Linked DNA regions of Homo sapiens: region 1 is linked to region 2. Evidence: chromatin loops called from intact Hi-C (ENCODE). Cell type or tissue: chondrocyte. All regions are shown on one strand.

Region 1 (8,000 bases), 86 kb after region 2:
TCACCATGTTGGCAAGGCTGGTCTTTGAGCCGCTGACCTCAGGTGATCCACCCGCCTCGGCCTCCCAAAGTGCTGAGATTACAGACGTAAGCCACTGCAGCCAGTGGTGGTGACCAGTTTTTACTCATGCTTCAGGTACATTCCTGCTGCTCAGAAGTGTCTGATTGAGGCAGCCTAGCTCACAGCCTGGCCGCCCTCCCACCACTGCCCTTCCTGCTGTTACAGTTGCACCTCTGCTGCTCCTGGTGCTTCCTGCCCACCACGGCCAAGAACCGTACTCACTGCCTCCACCAAGCTGTCCGCACTCCTCTGCTTGTCGCTGTTTTTGTTCCGGAAGCTGCTGGGGACAGTCAGGCTGGCTGGTGTGAAAGTCCGGTAGGAGATGTCGGGCTCGTCTGTGTACCAGGAGCTGCGGTGCAGGGACGGCAGGCTGCCGTTCACCTGGTCCAGGGCCTCTGACTGCTCCACTTGGATCAGGGGGGTGTAGCACGGTGTCCAGTCCCGGTAGGGAGGGGTTGCTGGAGGGGTGGCCCACGACCGGGTCGAGTGACTCGGTGAGTACTTCTGGGCTTTACTTGAATCTAGGCCGGCAACTGCCATGATCTGAGGAAAGAGGGGACTGTTGGGAGACCAGAGGTTCTCAGAGGTCCGGGCCTCAAACCTTCTGCGCACAGACCAAGCACCGGCGCTGCGCTCGCCAGGGGCAGTCCAGGCAAGGACTTGGAAAGGACATGGGCACACTGAAGTACGCTGAATGAATGGGCGGTGATGACTTTGTTTTCTAGCAGACTGTGCTTTCTTTTACCCCGAATCCATAATGCATTTCCTTTGGCTTTTCCCAAGGAGGTATCAGTTGCTAATTCATGAAATTGCTTCAGAATGAAGAATCAGGGAAGCCCAACAAGCTGTGGGTGTGAACACACCACCCAGTTCATGCTGGGTTTAAATACCGAAGTACATTCAGGGGAAACTACCACTTCCCAGCACTTATAGGAAAACAGCTGGTTCTCTTTGCTCTGGAGTAATGCATCCTAGAGCCGGCATTTGGCATGTGCTAAAGCACTGGGTACAAGCCCCGGTCTTACAATCCCACCACGGCAGATGCACCTTGGGGTTCACACTCTGCAGAGAGGGACGGGGAACGCTGTCTGTAAACAGCACAGGTCCATGCCCACCACCCTGTCGTGCACGAATGAATGGCATCTCTGATGTGATATTTTCAGAAAGAAAAAGCGCCATATTGTTATCCTTGAGGGAAAGCCCTAGTGAGTGGGCTCCGGCCCCACCCTCTTGCCTGTGCAGCCGCCCTCAACGTGGGCAAACTGTTCTCCCCAGACTGCTCCCTTTGTAGGCAGGGGAGGTTAACCCTGCATAGTACCCACAGGGCCCTGCCCATGGAGGGACCCATAAACTTAATGAAGGAACCACTTCTTAGAGAAAATGAAGGGCTGCACCGCTTGTTCAGAATCAGCCAAGTGGCCCCCACTCCCTGAGCTCAGATCACATCAGGCTCTGTATTCAATGCCAGGAAGAGGTGGTGGGGATCGCAGGGAGGCACCTGGGCAGTGAGGCCAGCTTTGGCAGCTGGCTCCCTGGATTCAAATGCCAGCAGTCACTTGTGTGAGCTTGGGCAGCATGGGACTCATGGCCATAGCTATTTGACAGGATTGTTACAAAGATTAACTAGACTGTAGGTGAAGATTCTCTCCTTCCCTCCTGGTGCTTAAGGCCAAGGAGAAGGGAGTGACCTGATGGGGGTCCTATGTGGGGTGCCCCTAGGTGTGGGGGCAAGGCCAGGTGGGCCGCTCACCTGTTGCTGCATTAGATGCAGAGGCAGGGCCGTGCGATGGGGGAAGATGGGAGACGACGGGACCTCTTCCTGGCTGCTCTGCCGGCGCAGGCACTCAAAGTTGAAGGAGGATCTCCGGTGGGCTGGGAAAGCAAAGGGCATCACACAGCTGTGAAGCAAGTTCTCTGCCGGGACACCGTCTTTCAGAGTCAGGGTGGCCCCGGATGCTCAGCAACGAGCCCAGGAAGAAGCATGCGGTTTGTCCAAGAGAAAGATTAGGTAGTGAGGTCTCCAAACTTTAGTAGGAGAGGATGAAGGCAGAAGCCCCAGTGAGGGATGTTTTTTAAAGTACAAACTTACTACTTTTTTTTTTTTTTTGAGATGGAGTCTGGCTCTGTCGCCCAGGCTGGAGTGCAGTGGCGCAATCTCAGCTCACTGCAAGCTCCACCTCCCGGGTTCACGCCATTCTCCTGCCTCAGCCTCCCGAGTAGCTGGGACTACAGGCGCCCGCCACCACGCCCGGCTACTATTTTGTATTTTCAGTAGAGACAGGGTTTCACCGTGTTAGCCAGGATGGTCTCGATCTCCTGACCTCGTGATCCACCCGCCTCAGCCTCCCAAAGAGAACTTACTACTTTTAAACGTTCGCCTGTTCTCAGGAGGAGGAGTGAAGGCAGCCCATAGGGCAACTGATCCGAGTCAGAAGCCCTGGCGCTGCATACTGTGGGGAGCGCACAGCACTTCAGTGCAAGAACACAAGTCCTGCCAGAACCCCACGACACTTCCCACTGTCACCTTCCAGATACCCTAAGTGTCCCCAGCAGCTGACATATCTTGCTGGGGCTCCTGTGTTTACACCTGTTTTAAAGGGAGGGACTTTACCTGCACTGATCAGCTTGACCAGGTAATAAGCAAATTATTTTTGTTGGGAAAGATTCAGCTTCTCTAGCACTGAATACAAACAAAGGACACCTCTAATTTTAAGAAAATGCTTGTCCTGCTAACAGCTCTTCCAACAGAGGCTCACACAGAGGTTAACAAGACAATCCACAGCTCCCAGCTTCACAGGGCACCAGGCCCGGGAGATCAGTCTGAATTCTGGGGCCCTAAGACACAGCCAGCAGCCTCCTCCCAGAAACCTCCTACCCCTTGCAGGGGCCTCTGTCGAGAGCACACCTATCGTTTACAAGGCATTTCTATGGCTCCTATCTTGACCGCTGCTTTTCTCGGATCACAGGGCCTCCTTTCTCAGCCCTGGCAAAACTCCACATGCCCCTCATTCCGCTATTGGAAAGCCCAGGGCCTAGCCAGGGGAGGACTCCCAGGCACACTGGGGCTGCACACAAGAGACCGGGCTGAGTCCTTGGCTAGGCACTGCCCAGCAGAGAGGAACGAGACAGCCAGTCCTGGTCTCTCGTGCCCAGTGCGCACTGTGGGGCCTCCTGGTTCAGTTGCCTACATGGGACACACACGGCTGCCTCATCAGAAAGCCTTCCCTCCACGCACCACCCAGGGGCCAACTGTGCTGTGGAGCATAGGTTTCCAGATCGAATGGCCGGGCTGGGGGCTGGGAAAGGAGAGCAGCGGTCCCTCTCCTGTATGTGGTGCTTTTCCATTTCTAAAATGCTCCAGGGATCCCCACCATCTCATGTGCTCTGCACAACACTCTCTGGAGGAGGAGGGAATCCCCCTGCAGCTGAGAACACAGGTGGAGGAGGGAAATGTTCTTCCTGTCCAAGGTCTGAGCTGCGGGGCAGCAAAGCAAAACCACCTTATGAATCAAGAGCACAGCCACTCCTGCCCACTCAGCTCCTCTCTGGCACTGTGGCTGGTGGGATTCATGTGCTTGCTTGCTTGGCCAAGTAGGCAGTAGACAAAGGCCGAGGCCCGAGGAAGGCAGTGGAACTCACAAGGGCGAGGGCCATCACCCGGCCTCACCTGCATCTGCTTCATCTAGTATTTATGGGAAAGGAGTGACTTCATTTAGCTGCATGTGTTCAGGGCTGAGGAATTAAATATTAACCATGGAAATGGGTCTGGTCACACTCCCCAGTGGGGCTGTGACAGTTGGAGTGAGGCAGAGGGCCCTGGGCACCTCCCAGTGGTGCTCTTTATAGTATATGCAGTTGGCAGACTCAGAAGCCGATGTGTCACGGCTATTTTTGGTTACTGATTAGAGTCCTGTTCAAAAATATGCTTCATTCCTCAGAAATTCCAGAAATGGATAGTCCTTAACCATCAGCAAAATGCCCACATGTCCAAAATGAAACTGTTCAGCCAAGGGCTGGAAGGGGCCAGGGCTGCACCTCTTCCCCCAGCTGGAGTTCCTTGCTCAGGATGACCCAGATCCGCCAGCTCCTGCCACCCACCGCTGCAGAGGGAAAGCAGGTGGAAGCAGCCAGCCCCAGCCCCAGCCCCTCTAGGTGGGATGGGTTTCCTGGCCCCAGAGTGAAGGGGACCAACAAGTCCAGAACCTGCCCCGTGAGCAGAGGGCACTGACAGACTTGACAGGAAGATGAGGGAGAAGCAGAGAAAGTGAGGGAGGAGGAGGGAAGGCAAGGGAGAGGAAGGGGGAGGAGGGAAGATGAGGGAGGAGGGAGGAGGGAGGAGGAGGGAGGAGAGGGGGAGGGAAAAGAAGGAGGAGGAGGGTAGATGAGGGAGGAGGAAGATAAAGGAAGATGCTAGAAGACGAAGGAGGAGGAAGATGAGGGAAGATGAGAGAAAATGAGGGAGGAGGAGGAGGGAACATGAGGGAGGAGGAGGAGGGAACATGAGGGAGGAGGAGGGAAGATGAGGGAGGAACGGAGGAGGAGGGAAGATGAGGGAGGGAGGAGGAGGGAAGATGAGGGAGGAGGAGGAGGGAAGATGAGGGAGCAGGAGAAGATGAGGGAGGAGGAGAAGATGCGGGAGGAGGAGGAGGAGGGAAGATGAGGGAGGAGGAGGAAAGATGGAGGAGGAGGGAAGATGGAGGAGGAGGAGGGAAGATAGAGGAGGAGGAGGGAAGATGAGGGAGGAAGAGGGAAGATGAGGGAGGAGGAGGGAAGATGAGGGAGGAGGAGGGAAGATGGAGGAGGAGGAGGGAAGATGAGGGAGGGAGGAGGAGCAGAGATGAGGGAGGAGGATAAGGCTTGGAGGGGCCTGAGGACAGATGGACACCAGAATGCCCAGGTGGCCCTCAGAGGCATGGGGTTTTGCAAGACAGGCCTGCGGCACAGCCAGCTCTGCACTTGAGCCCACTCTTCCCCTTTGGGGGCTCAGTCACCCCATCACAGAGTGCAGCAGGGCTGACAACAGCAAAAGCATGTGTGTGGTTTGCCTCCCTCTCAGGATGGTCCCAGGTTCAAAGACAATGCTATGTATGCAAAACACCCCTTACCAGATGTGTGCGTGCAATCTTAGGGCCCCACAGCCTCTCTCTTCTCAAAGAGAGTCAAGCATAGCACTGAAGAGGCTAGAGCTCTATCACGTGAGATATGGATGAGAAAGGAAGGAAAGCAGACACACTCTCTGGCTGGGGGCTGGTCTTGAGGACTAAGGATCCTGACCTGGCAGCACACATCCATCACCGGCCCCCAGAGCGGGGGTTGGGGGAGAGGTACACTGTTCCCCGGGAGGTTCCACCCAAAACAAAAAATCTGGCCTCACATGCTGGGGTGGGAGGTAGTAGGCGTCTCCTTGGAGATCTCCGTGAATCATAGCAAACGGGCGAGTCATCGTCCTCCAAGAATCCTTGGGGATGATGGTAGCCTCGGGGCCTCTCAGAGTCGATGTTTCTGCCTGGGTATCTGCTGTAGTAGCCATAGTTTTGCCTGGAGGTCAGAGAGGAGGGCAGTAAGGTTCTAGGTAACAAGCTCTGTCACTCAACCCTGCCAGACTGACATCCATACTCCTCTCCCCGCCTCCTCCCTTGGACACAGTAGGATTGGCTGAGAACAAGGCTGGCCTCAGTTTCATGGAAGATTCCAGATGGAGACCAAGGGCCATTACAGGACTGGAGGCCTGTGCTGAGGGATGTGCTGGCAGTTTTGATCCCTCAGCTCCAGGGCAAATGTGGATCGCAGATGTCCTGTGAGCCAGGCTCTCACCCACTCATTTCCTCCGTGAGAGCCCCTCTCCTGAGTGCCTTCCCTCTGCCAGGTGCTGGGCACCAAGGACACCAAGATGCATGAAGCATGAGCCCCACCCTCAATGGGCTTAGAAAATGCCATGAGCACACAGAAATCAAATGCGAGCTGGAAAGGGCCAGTGCTGGAAGAGAGGAACTCATGCGGTTCGTGAGGTTTTCTTTTCTGGGGGTTGGGGGAGGGATTTCAATTCCAGTCATGGAAATAAAAAGCAAGGCCCTAGAGCAGGCCCTCGACAGGGGGGATGAGGCCAGCAGACGGAGTGAGGGCATCCAAGCAGGGGCCACAGTGTGAGCAAAAGCCCTAGAGAAGGGAACACGAGTTCATCTGGCTCAGAGTCAGTGGTTTCAGAAGTCAGGCATTTGAGAGAGGCACGGGGAAGGGCTGCGGGAGCAGAGGGTGAGGGTCAGGCTGTGGCTCAGATGCCAGAAGCCACCTCACTGCCATTCCACTTCCACTTCACTGGGCCCCTGGTCACAGTGAGGTGCGGTTCAGAGAAGAGGGTGGAGGGCGATTTTCATCCGCCTGTGCCGCCTGCTACGCCTCCTAAAGCAGAGTGCCCATTGTACTAACAAACATTCTTTCTGTAGGACAGAAGCAAGATGGACCCCTCTGCTGAGTGACCCCTCATTTCTTCATCTCCCCGAGAGACCCCTTGAAGTGGCAGGAGGCAGGTGCTGTGCATGAGGACCTGGCCCAGCTCCAGGCTGGCCAAGCCGCCGTCCACACAGAGCCCTGGGGCCGCCAGAGCTCCAAGTGTTAATTCAGCAAAAACTGATCTCTCCAAAGACGGGTGGTGGAAAGGCATTAACCCAGCCACGAAGCAGGCCCATCTCCCATTTCCCAAGCCTTCACTAAAAGGCCTCAGAGGCCCCTAGTGGAAATAAGGCAACAGGTCTGAAAGAATAGCCCTCACCCTGCCTCTCTGCGGCTCTCTTTCTCCAGCTCCACTCTCCCTCTGGCCTGGAGTTTCTGCTCCCATTTTGCTTTTTAGGGGAAGCCCAAGTGCAGCTGCCGGTGGCCCTGGCTTCCGGAGTGGGCCGAGCACCAGGGCAGGGCGGCCTCCCGCTCTCCACAGGAGCCAGAGCAGCTCACCTGCTCCAGGTGGGCGAGCTGTCATCCTCGTAGCATTCCTCACTACTGAAATACTCCTGCTCCCCCAAGCAGTGGGGGTCCCTGAAATAGCCATGTATCTCTGGGTCTTCCCGGCAAATAGTTGGGAGCTGTTCATCTCCTGAGTCGGACCTGCAGTTGGGAGAGAGGATCTGAGAACCTGGGCAGGCGGCAGATAATTCCTGCTGCAGCTGCACCTCTGCCTGTGGCCGGCAACCCTGCCCGGGTGCTCCTGGCTTCTCCCAGCGCGCACCTGCCTCAGGCAGCACTGGACTGTTCCGGCTTCTGGCAACAGCACCGTGTGTGTGTCTGTGTGTGTGGTGTGCCTGCGGGCCAGGATAGGGTCTCTCTCAGTGCCCTGCACAATGTTGGTGTCAAACCATTGTGTCCAGAGGCCTTGGAGCCAAAGGAATAGGTGCAATTTGGAGAACAGAACAAAAAAATGGACCTAGGGAAAAAGACCCTGGGTTCCCAGGGCATCTGCTCTGATCCCTCCCTCTCCTTCTAGTCCCCCAGCTCCAGCCCAGTGTGACTTCAGAACCTGGAACAAAGGAGCTTCCTGGCCACTGACCTCCTGCTGTATCAAATCAGGAAGGTCGAGTGAGTTCTGGATACAGTGCCACAGGGGAAACTGTCACAGAACATGTCCACCATGTTTCCAAAGGCTGCCCTGCCCCAGGAATGTGGTAAGTCTCCCTGAAACCCGGCTCATCCTGGCCTCAGTCCTCAGAGAAGGACGTGGTGATGTCAATCCTCTCTCCAAAGGAAGGATGGCACTTCCTCTGACTTCTCCACTTTCTTGCACCCAACTTGGGCCCACATGGCTCCCGACTTCACTTCATAACATGACACAGGAAGACCCATCCTCCCTTGGCCCCCAACAAAATGGGCATTCCGCCCACAATTCAACTCAGGTCAATACATGTGGAGTGGAATATACTACACATATCTTGAGGGCTACAGGGAAAATGACA
Region 2 (8,000 bases):
AATCCTGGGTTACAGGAGAAGAAAGGAGACTTGCTCTTCATGGGATATCCCTTTGCATCTTTTGATTTTAATATTATGTACAGGTACCACATTCAAACAAAGGAAGATTCAAGAATCATCAATAATATGCACCAAACCAGTTAGTGAATAAGAATAATAAATTACACATTCCTTAATGTCACATGGCACATATCTATACTCTATTTTTTCAAAATCTAAAGGCTGATGTTATCTTGAGATCTATAATAATAAAATGCACATACTGTTATACTTTGTATACTCCATATTTAGGAATCTAAAGATAGGGCTTAGAAAGTAACACATATTTTGGTACTATGGAATACAATTCTAAAAATATTAAAAATTTGCTTTTAGTGATCAGTCAATGCCCCTAGAAGGCAACTAACACCTAAATCTCTGATGGTTTAACTTTAAAATTCTGGACCAGTATTCCATTCCATCTACCACTATAATGGTTTACATTACAGTTACCAGGGTTGCCAAAAATGGATTATGAGTTAAAAAGTAAGAAATTATCATTGGAATAGTATTTTTCATCCTGTAATAGAACCACAGGTTGAGTCTAGATATTCCTTATTCATTTAAAAATAGGCTATGTGTGTGTGTGTGTGTGTGTGTGTGTGTGTGTGTGTGTGTGTGTACATATACATATATATATATATAATCATACAGGCTCACTAGTGAAACTGATAATGTAATTAACTCAGTGAAATACTTTAGAGACTACAGAGGAAATTTTTAAACTTTTAAGCCAATCAAATTCTCCAAGGATGACTGCAATGTGAATTTTTATAAACATTTTCTCATTTTGATACAGAAAATAAGTTCAGGTAGTTTAAGAAAGTGACTTGTAGAGTTGTACAACCATCACTTCAGCTGAAGTGATGAGGTGATTACTGGTTCAAAAATTGCTGATTTGCACAGCAGGTCCAGTCTGGCTACACAGTTTTACAAAAATTGAAAATTAAAAAGAAAAAGTTGCTGTGAATAGCAACAATAAAGAGTATAAGGTAGAAAAATGAGGCAATTAAAGAGTTAAGGATTCTGAGTCCAGATGAAATAAAGAATGCAAAGGCAATAACTCTAAGAACAAACACATAAAAGGTCAATAAAGAATATAAATGCCATCTGTTTTCATGTTTCCTAACAGTAATATTGAGGACATCTTATTGTTTCTATGTAACCCAGTGTTCCTTCATTATCTCGTGGTAACCACCACCCCTCTCCAACTCTCAAGCCCTCTAGCTTAAGTGGGATTGAGTCAAGCTCCAGCTCCAGAGGTAGCTGTCATTCAGAATGGCCCATCCCACTGGCCAAGGGTTTAGTGCAGAGATATGAAGGTCATCCACTTAGAGATGCTCAGGGAATTTTGCTGGGGAATCTAGAAAAGAAAAACTGGGCAGCTATTTTGCAACTTTGAGAAAGCTGAGATACAGTCAAACAGTCTCCAGAAATCACCTCTCATTCTATACTACAAATACCGTGGTGGATTGTACACTATTTCAATACTTCTGTTATGTGTGGAGATGCAGCATAGCACAGGGGTTAAGAGCACAAACTATAGAGCCTGGCTCTTGATCTTAACCTCAATTCTGCTTCTTATTAACTGTGTGATCTTGGGCAAGACACTTGAGCTCTCTCTCAGTTTCCTCATCTGTAAAATGGGAATAACAGAACTCAGTAGGGTTGAAGTTTAAATGAATGAATACATGAAAAGCAATCAGAACGTTCCCTGGCACAGGGTAAGCACTATACAAATGTTAGCTATTATTATCGTCGTTGTTATGAGGATTAAATGAATAAATGGAAAGTGTTTAGAACAGTGCCTGACACATAGTAACCCTGTATACATATTATCCATTATTAAAACTACCAATTCTTTCATTCACTCAACAAGTATTTATTGAATACCTCTTCTTTGCCAGGCCAATGTCTTCATTCTAGACAAGCAGTATCCAACAGAAATGTAATGTAAACCATGTATGTGAGCCAAGTATGTAATTTTAAATTTTCTAGTAGTCACATAAAAATAAATGAAATTAACAAATAAAATTACTTTTAGTAACATATGTTCTTTAATCTCCAAAATATCATTTCAACATATCAATATTAAAAACAAGATATTTTACAGTCTTCATTTCATTCTAAATCTTTGTGATCTGGTATTTTGTACAGTACATTTCAATTCAGACTAGCCACATTTCAAATATTCAACAGCTACATGTGGCTAGTGGCTAATGCTTAGTTTCAGACATTAAAGGTTAGGGAAAGAGGGGAAATGCTATCTTTGTCCTCTACCACTAACTATATAATTGTAACTAACTATAATTGTAACTAACTATATAATTTTTTTCAATTTTCAAAGTCCTTTCACCTTTGTTATTCGAGAGGAACATGCCTTGCCTTGAAGGATTGATTAGATTTTAGCAGGTGGAGAAAGTTCCTTTCAAGAGGAAACACATGAGCAGAGGCAACAAGGCAGGAAAACAAAGGGTCTACTAGGGAAGTAGAAATCAGAGAGCAAAATCTAAGATGTATCAGGAAAGCCCTTAATGCCAGACCAGGGAGGCTGAATTATGTTTGTCAGGTGGTGGGAAGAAACGGAAGGTCTGTGAATGGGAGAGGCAAGATTGGATTAAACTAACAGGTGAAGATAGCATGAAATGGAGTACGGAGAAACTAGAGGTAGCTCATTAGGAAATCACTGCATTAAATCTCAGGCAAAAATGATCTAGATAAAGGAATGGAAAGGAAGAGATAGCCTCACAATGTCCGATACTCAGGAGATCCCAATGTTAGTTTCTTTCCTCTTTTGGCAATTGGAGAGATTTTAAGCAATTGTCAAAAAATTGTCTAAAAAAATCTCATTCAACCAACCAACAAATATCTGAGCACCTACTACTTGCCAAGAACTATGACAGACCTTGAAGATATAAAAGACAATAAGGCAGACAGGATTCCTGACCTCTTACGTCTTATATTTTCTTGAAGACAAGAGACAAATCAATTATCAGACAGTTTCACAATGTGAATTACTATGAAGAAAATAAACACGGAGATGAGTGGCCAGGGAAGGGCACCCAGAAGTGGTGACAACTAAGCAGAGGGCTAAAGGATAAAATGAGCTGGATGTGCAAGGAGTCCGAGGAAGAGGGTTCCAGGTAGAGGGACAAGTATGGGCAGAGTCCTGGAGGTATCAGTAAAACCCGGGGTGTTCACAAACTAAAACAACAATGTTGCCAGAGCATAATCTGGGTGGGGGTGTTCATAAACTAAAACAACAATGTTGCCAGAGCATAATCTGGGTGGGGAGATGTGGCTGGAAGTACAGTGAGAGGAGCAATCAAGAGGACAAGTCACCTTGGGCCTGCAGGCCATGACAAGGAACTGGATTTTAAGAGCAATAGGAAGTCACTAAATTTTAGTGTCCAAAAGGTTTTAGGCAAGGGAACGAGATGATCTCCGTTTTAAGATCGATCTTGCTACAGTTTGTAAAACTGCCTAAGGATGGTAAAAGACTGAACCTGAGATTTCATTTAGAAGGAAACTAGCGTAGAGCAGGTGAGAGATGATGGTGGCATGGTCTAGATTAAGAAAGGCCCTTGGGAAAATTAACGGCCCTGCCCTAATATTTTTGCAGAAATGATCCTTTATGATTGTGCTGCACAAATCCCAAATGAGGTGAAGGATGTTGTCTTGTCCTATTATGAACTTTTCTGGGGAAAATGCTCTCTCCAAAATCAACATAAAATTAGATCTTTGTCAGTTCTAAGTATTAGAACATAAAATCTTAACCAAAGTTGTTAAACTCAAAATAGATTTTCAGCATGTAATTTTCATTTTCTGGAAGGTGATTAGGAATCTTTCCAAAGAGATGACACATGGCTTGAGAACTGGGGGCGGGAAGTCAAAGGAAGCAGCCATTAGGTCTCCACGCTGAAAGAATAGCTAAGTGCAGAGGCCTTGAGAAGGGAATGAAATGGCCACGTTCAAGGAACAGAGGCAGCCCACTGGCTGTAGCAGAGTAAATATCCATGGTATGTGGTCCACATTTACTGAATGTCCAAGACATGTCTTCTAATTCGTCTGTCACCAAAGTGGTCATAAGCAGTCGCCATCAATAAGAAACAAGCAGAGAAAGGGCCTACAGTTCAATTTATTTTTCAGTTGCCTCACAAAAGGCTAAGAAAAACTTAGTTTCTGGTGAACCCAGGTAGACATGCTCATTTTAAAGAGAATGAATATATCTAGGAAGAGCCTGGCAGTATATTCCCAAAGGCGTGACAATAAAGTTCCTTAACGTGTAGTCAGCACCCTCAAACGTCAACACGTCTGGAAAATTCGGAAGCGTTTCCTCCTGTCAGCGGCCCTTCAAGCTACCTCATACAGGGCAGCCTCTCCTACCCAGACCCGGAGCCTATCAATCGACGAGAAAACAGCTTCCCCTCACTGGGCGGTGCGAACCAACTCTGCACGATCAAGTCGGATAGAGGACTGGCAACCGCGGGCACTACAGGGCAGTCCTTAACGTCATATCCGGTTGTCAGCTCGGCCGCCTCCGCCTAACCAGAAGTCGCAGATGTGACGATGCAAAAACGCCCGTCGGGGGCGCGTCTCTTTCAGCAGCCAATGGGCTCTGCCCACCTTCGTCCTCGTCAGCATTTTGTCTAATCGCGGCCTGTGACGCTCGAAGGGCGGGGAGCAGAGGGAGATACAGAAACCGACAGGGGCCAGGCGCCCGGTGGCTCCGAAGCGGGGAAGTGGGACAAGATGGTTTACATCTCGAACGGTAAGTTGAGAGCGGGCTGTGGCTTCGACCGGTGACTTGTAAGATCGGACTCCAGGTTCCTTTCATCGTCGCTCGCTGAGTCTTGAGCCCGGTGCGGCTTCCCCGGGCTTAGCGCCCCGCGGCCGGGCGGAGCTGGACCGAAGTCGCCTCGGCTTGCGGCGCGTCAGCCGATGGTCTCTGAGCCGGCAGTCGGGGGCCGAGGTCCCGCCGGCCTCACGTTGAGTACTGGGAGCCCTGCAACCCCGCCTTCGTGCAGCAAGCGCTTGATTGTGGATTTGCGAGGGTGGTCTTTCCTCTCTCGGGTGTCGGTATCCTTAAAACTAGTAAGGACAATGATGCCGACGCTGTACACGTAGCGCTTGTGCCCTGGACAGTGTTTCAGTTATTTGCTTATCGTCACATTCAATCCTGTTTTACGGGTGGAAACTCTGAGGCTCAGATAGATTAAATAGCTTGCCTGGGCTATTTAAGTCACAGAGGTAACTTAATGGCTGAGTCGGGATTCGATCACAGGTAGGCTGACGTCAGCGTCCTTGTTATCTGTTATGCTGCCTCTGTCTACAACGTGTAAAAAGACCGAGCCGACCTAGGATGATAATTAGATGAAAGCTTTGCATAGGCTTTTTCCCCAGGAAAGGGTAGCTAGTCAAACATGGAATTTTTTGCTCGAATTTCAAGGGGCATGGGAAGAAGTACTATCTTCCCCTAGGAGCAAGTTAATTATTACCGGAATGGAGAATCCGAGAGACTTAATTCTGCGAACCCACAAAGAAGATGACCGGAAAGGAAGGACATGACTGTGTCAGATCAGTGCTAGAGCTGCCTGCCCACCTGTTTGACTCAGGTGAAATTCTTTGGTACAGTCTTAACAAGGAGTTGTGGATCATTGGAACTAGGTCTTGGTTCTATTTGAGTCATCTGTTTTTCTCCAGAGACGAGTAAGGTAGTCAGTGAGGAGCCTTCTGGCTGACTGCACTTTTGCATTTCTTGACTTTTAAAAATCTCCCCTTCTCATCTCCCACTTAAAAATCTTTGAAACAAGTAGATTGATGGACACTACAGAAAAGCATCAAAATTTCATCTTAGTTTTGGGCGCTTTCAGACTTTAGTCTGTTTTATAGCCTGTTTTATAGCCTTTGTGATATAAGCTTAAGGCTGGAAGCTTCTGTATGAATTATTGAATAATTCCTTGTATTTGTTGTGTCTTACTGTGTTCGCATTATTTCATTTGGTCCACATAAGTAGCCGATTAGGACTCTTTATCGTACTTTAAAAGTTGAGAAACACAACTGCATTCAAACACCTTACTTCTCTCTGGGGATATTGGTGGAAGGGACATTCTGCCTTAAGAAAGGGAAAGTGGAAAAGCAAGATAGAATCACAGAGGAAGAAATGACAGGTTCCAATTAGATCCACCTTCTTAGGACTGTATTATCAGCACTTGACAAAATCTTTCTCTTGCTGTCAGATGACTTTTTTTTTTCCAAAAATCTTATGTGATGGCTAGCCCTGGAATACTTTTTGTTGGAGAAAGAAAATGTCACATCAGCCAACGAAGCAGAGCTAGTAAGAGGCAGAGAACTAAGCCTGTCACCCACCCTCTAAACTTTTGTAGCCCCTTGCTCTCAGTAGCACAGTGAGAGCTTAGATCCAAGTGGGTATCTGAAATTAAGCTGGTCAAGAAAAGAGGAAAAGTAAACCCTCATGGAGTGGGTAGAGGTGAGTGGGGTTAACTCTTGGGATAATGGAAAGGAGAGGTAGTTGACAGTTACTCTTCCCCGAAAATATTCTGACATCTTGATTTGCAAGGCTGAAATATAGTGTACCAACTTATGTTGTAGCTTCTATTAAAGTGGTTTGAAAAATAGATCCAGTTTTGCTTAAGATAAAGCTAGAGTCTATTAGAATTAAGAGTATGCTGTTATAGAAAACAGTAGTTATTTTAATGAAGAACAAGCCAAATTCTCTTTAGTACTTAGAGCATACACACTCTTTATAAGAATTTTATAAAAATAACTGATTCCAAAGACTTGTAAGAGTATGAATACGCAATCTTTTTATACAGGCAAGAGACTTTGCAAATGAAAAGAAATACTCAGCATGTTTAGGAATATGGAAGTGGTGTGAGCATTCCTTTATATTCACCCGTCCCATTTGTTTCTTCAAAGTACTTGAATAAAGAGGTATTTTTACACCCATGTTGATAGCAGCATTATTCACAGTAGTCAGAAGGTGGAAGCAACTCAAGTGTCCATCAACAGATATGAGTGGGTAAACAAAATGTAGTATATACATACAAGGATATATTATTCAACCTTCAGGAAGGAGATTTTGACACATACTGCAACATGGATGAACTTTGAAGACATGCCAAGTGAAAAGCTGGTCACTAAAGGATAGAAATTGTATTATTCTTCTTTTATGAGGTTCCTAGAGTAGTCAAATTTGTCGGGACAGAAAGTAGAATGGTGGTTGCCAGGGGCTGGGCGGAGAAGGTAATGGGAATCAGGGTTTAATGGGTATAGAGTTTCAGCTGGAGAAGATGAAAAACTTCTAGAGGTGGATGGTGGTGATGGTTGTGCATCAATGTAGAATGTACTTAATATCACAGAACTGTACTCTTTAAAATGGTTAACCATTGGTAACCATTGTTACATTTTTAAACCATGATAAATTTTTGTTTTATATATATGTGTTTTTTTGTTGTTTTTTGTTTTTTTTTTCTTGCTCTGTCGCCCAGGCTGGAGTGCAGTGGCGCCATCTGGGCTCACTGCAACCTCTGCTTCCTGGGTTCAAGCAATTCTCCTGCCTCAGCCTCCTGAGTAGCTGGGACTACAGGTGTGTGCCACCATGCCTAGCTAATTTTTTGTAGTTTTTAGTAGAGACGGGGTTTCACCGTGTTAGCCAGGATGGTCTCAATCTCCTGACCTCATGATCCGCCTGCCTCGGCCTCCCAAAGTGCTGGGATTACAGGCATGAGCCACCGCGCCCAGCCTTTGTTATATATTTATAGAAAGAGAGAAAGTAGTTGAATAGAATGAAGTCACCCACCAAGTTTATAAACCAGTAGGCTTTTGACATACTGGAGGAATGTCCCTAGATAATGGAACATTACTTCTCCGAACCTTTCCTTGGAATGATGCTCACAGATTTCTTCTGGTGTTGGCCATTTGGAATAATGGGCAAGTTA

The links. A loop is a pair of places that touch in the nucleus more often than their neighbours do. Peaks named below come from ENCODE experiments on the same cell type or tissue, not always from the same donor. Only the 100,000 strongest peaks of a DNase experiment are listed, where the experiment ranks them.
Region 1: it touches region 2 in a loop (2.1-fold over the local background); 2 of 110 quality-filtered maps call a loop at or near these places.

The regions. Positions count from the first base shown.
Region 1 is chr3:53,802,581-53,810,580 of GRCh38, reverse strand. It overlaps CACNA1D (calcium voltage-gated channel subunit alpha1 D), which reads right to left. Exons shown (of 48, transcript NM_001128840.3): 44 at 7,009-7,158; 45 at 5,435-5,598; 46 at 1,811-1,932; 47 at 283-603. Among named protein-coding and RNA genes, the nearest start is that of CHDH, 40 kb to the left of the region's middle. RefSeq lists enhancers at 2,676-3,175, 3,176-3,677, 5,288-6,089 and a silencer at 5,022-5,071. In chondrocyte, CTCF peaks have their summits at 3,656 and 3,860; DNase peaks (open chromatin) are centred at 610, 1,890, 3,240, 4,170 and 2 weaker places.
Region 2 is chr3:53,888,580-53,896,579 of GRCh38, reverse strand. It overlaps SELENOK (selenoprotein K), which reads left to right and starts at 4,721. Exons shown (of 5, transcript NM_021237.5): 1 at 4,721-4,810. The coding sequence starts at 4,792. RefSeq lists enhancers at 4,443-4,742, 4,633-5,533. In chondrocyte, a CTCF peak has its summit at 4,925; DNase peaks (open chromatin) are centred at 4,609 and 4,997.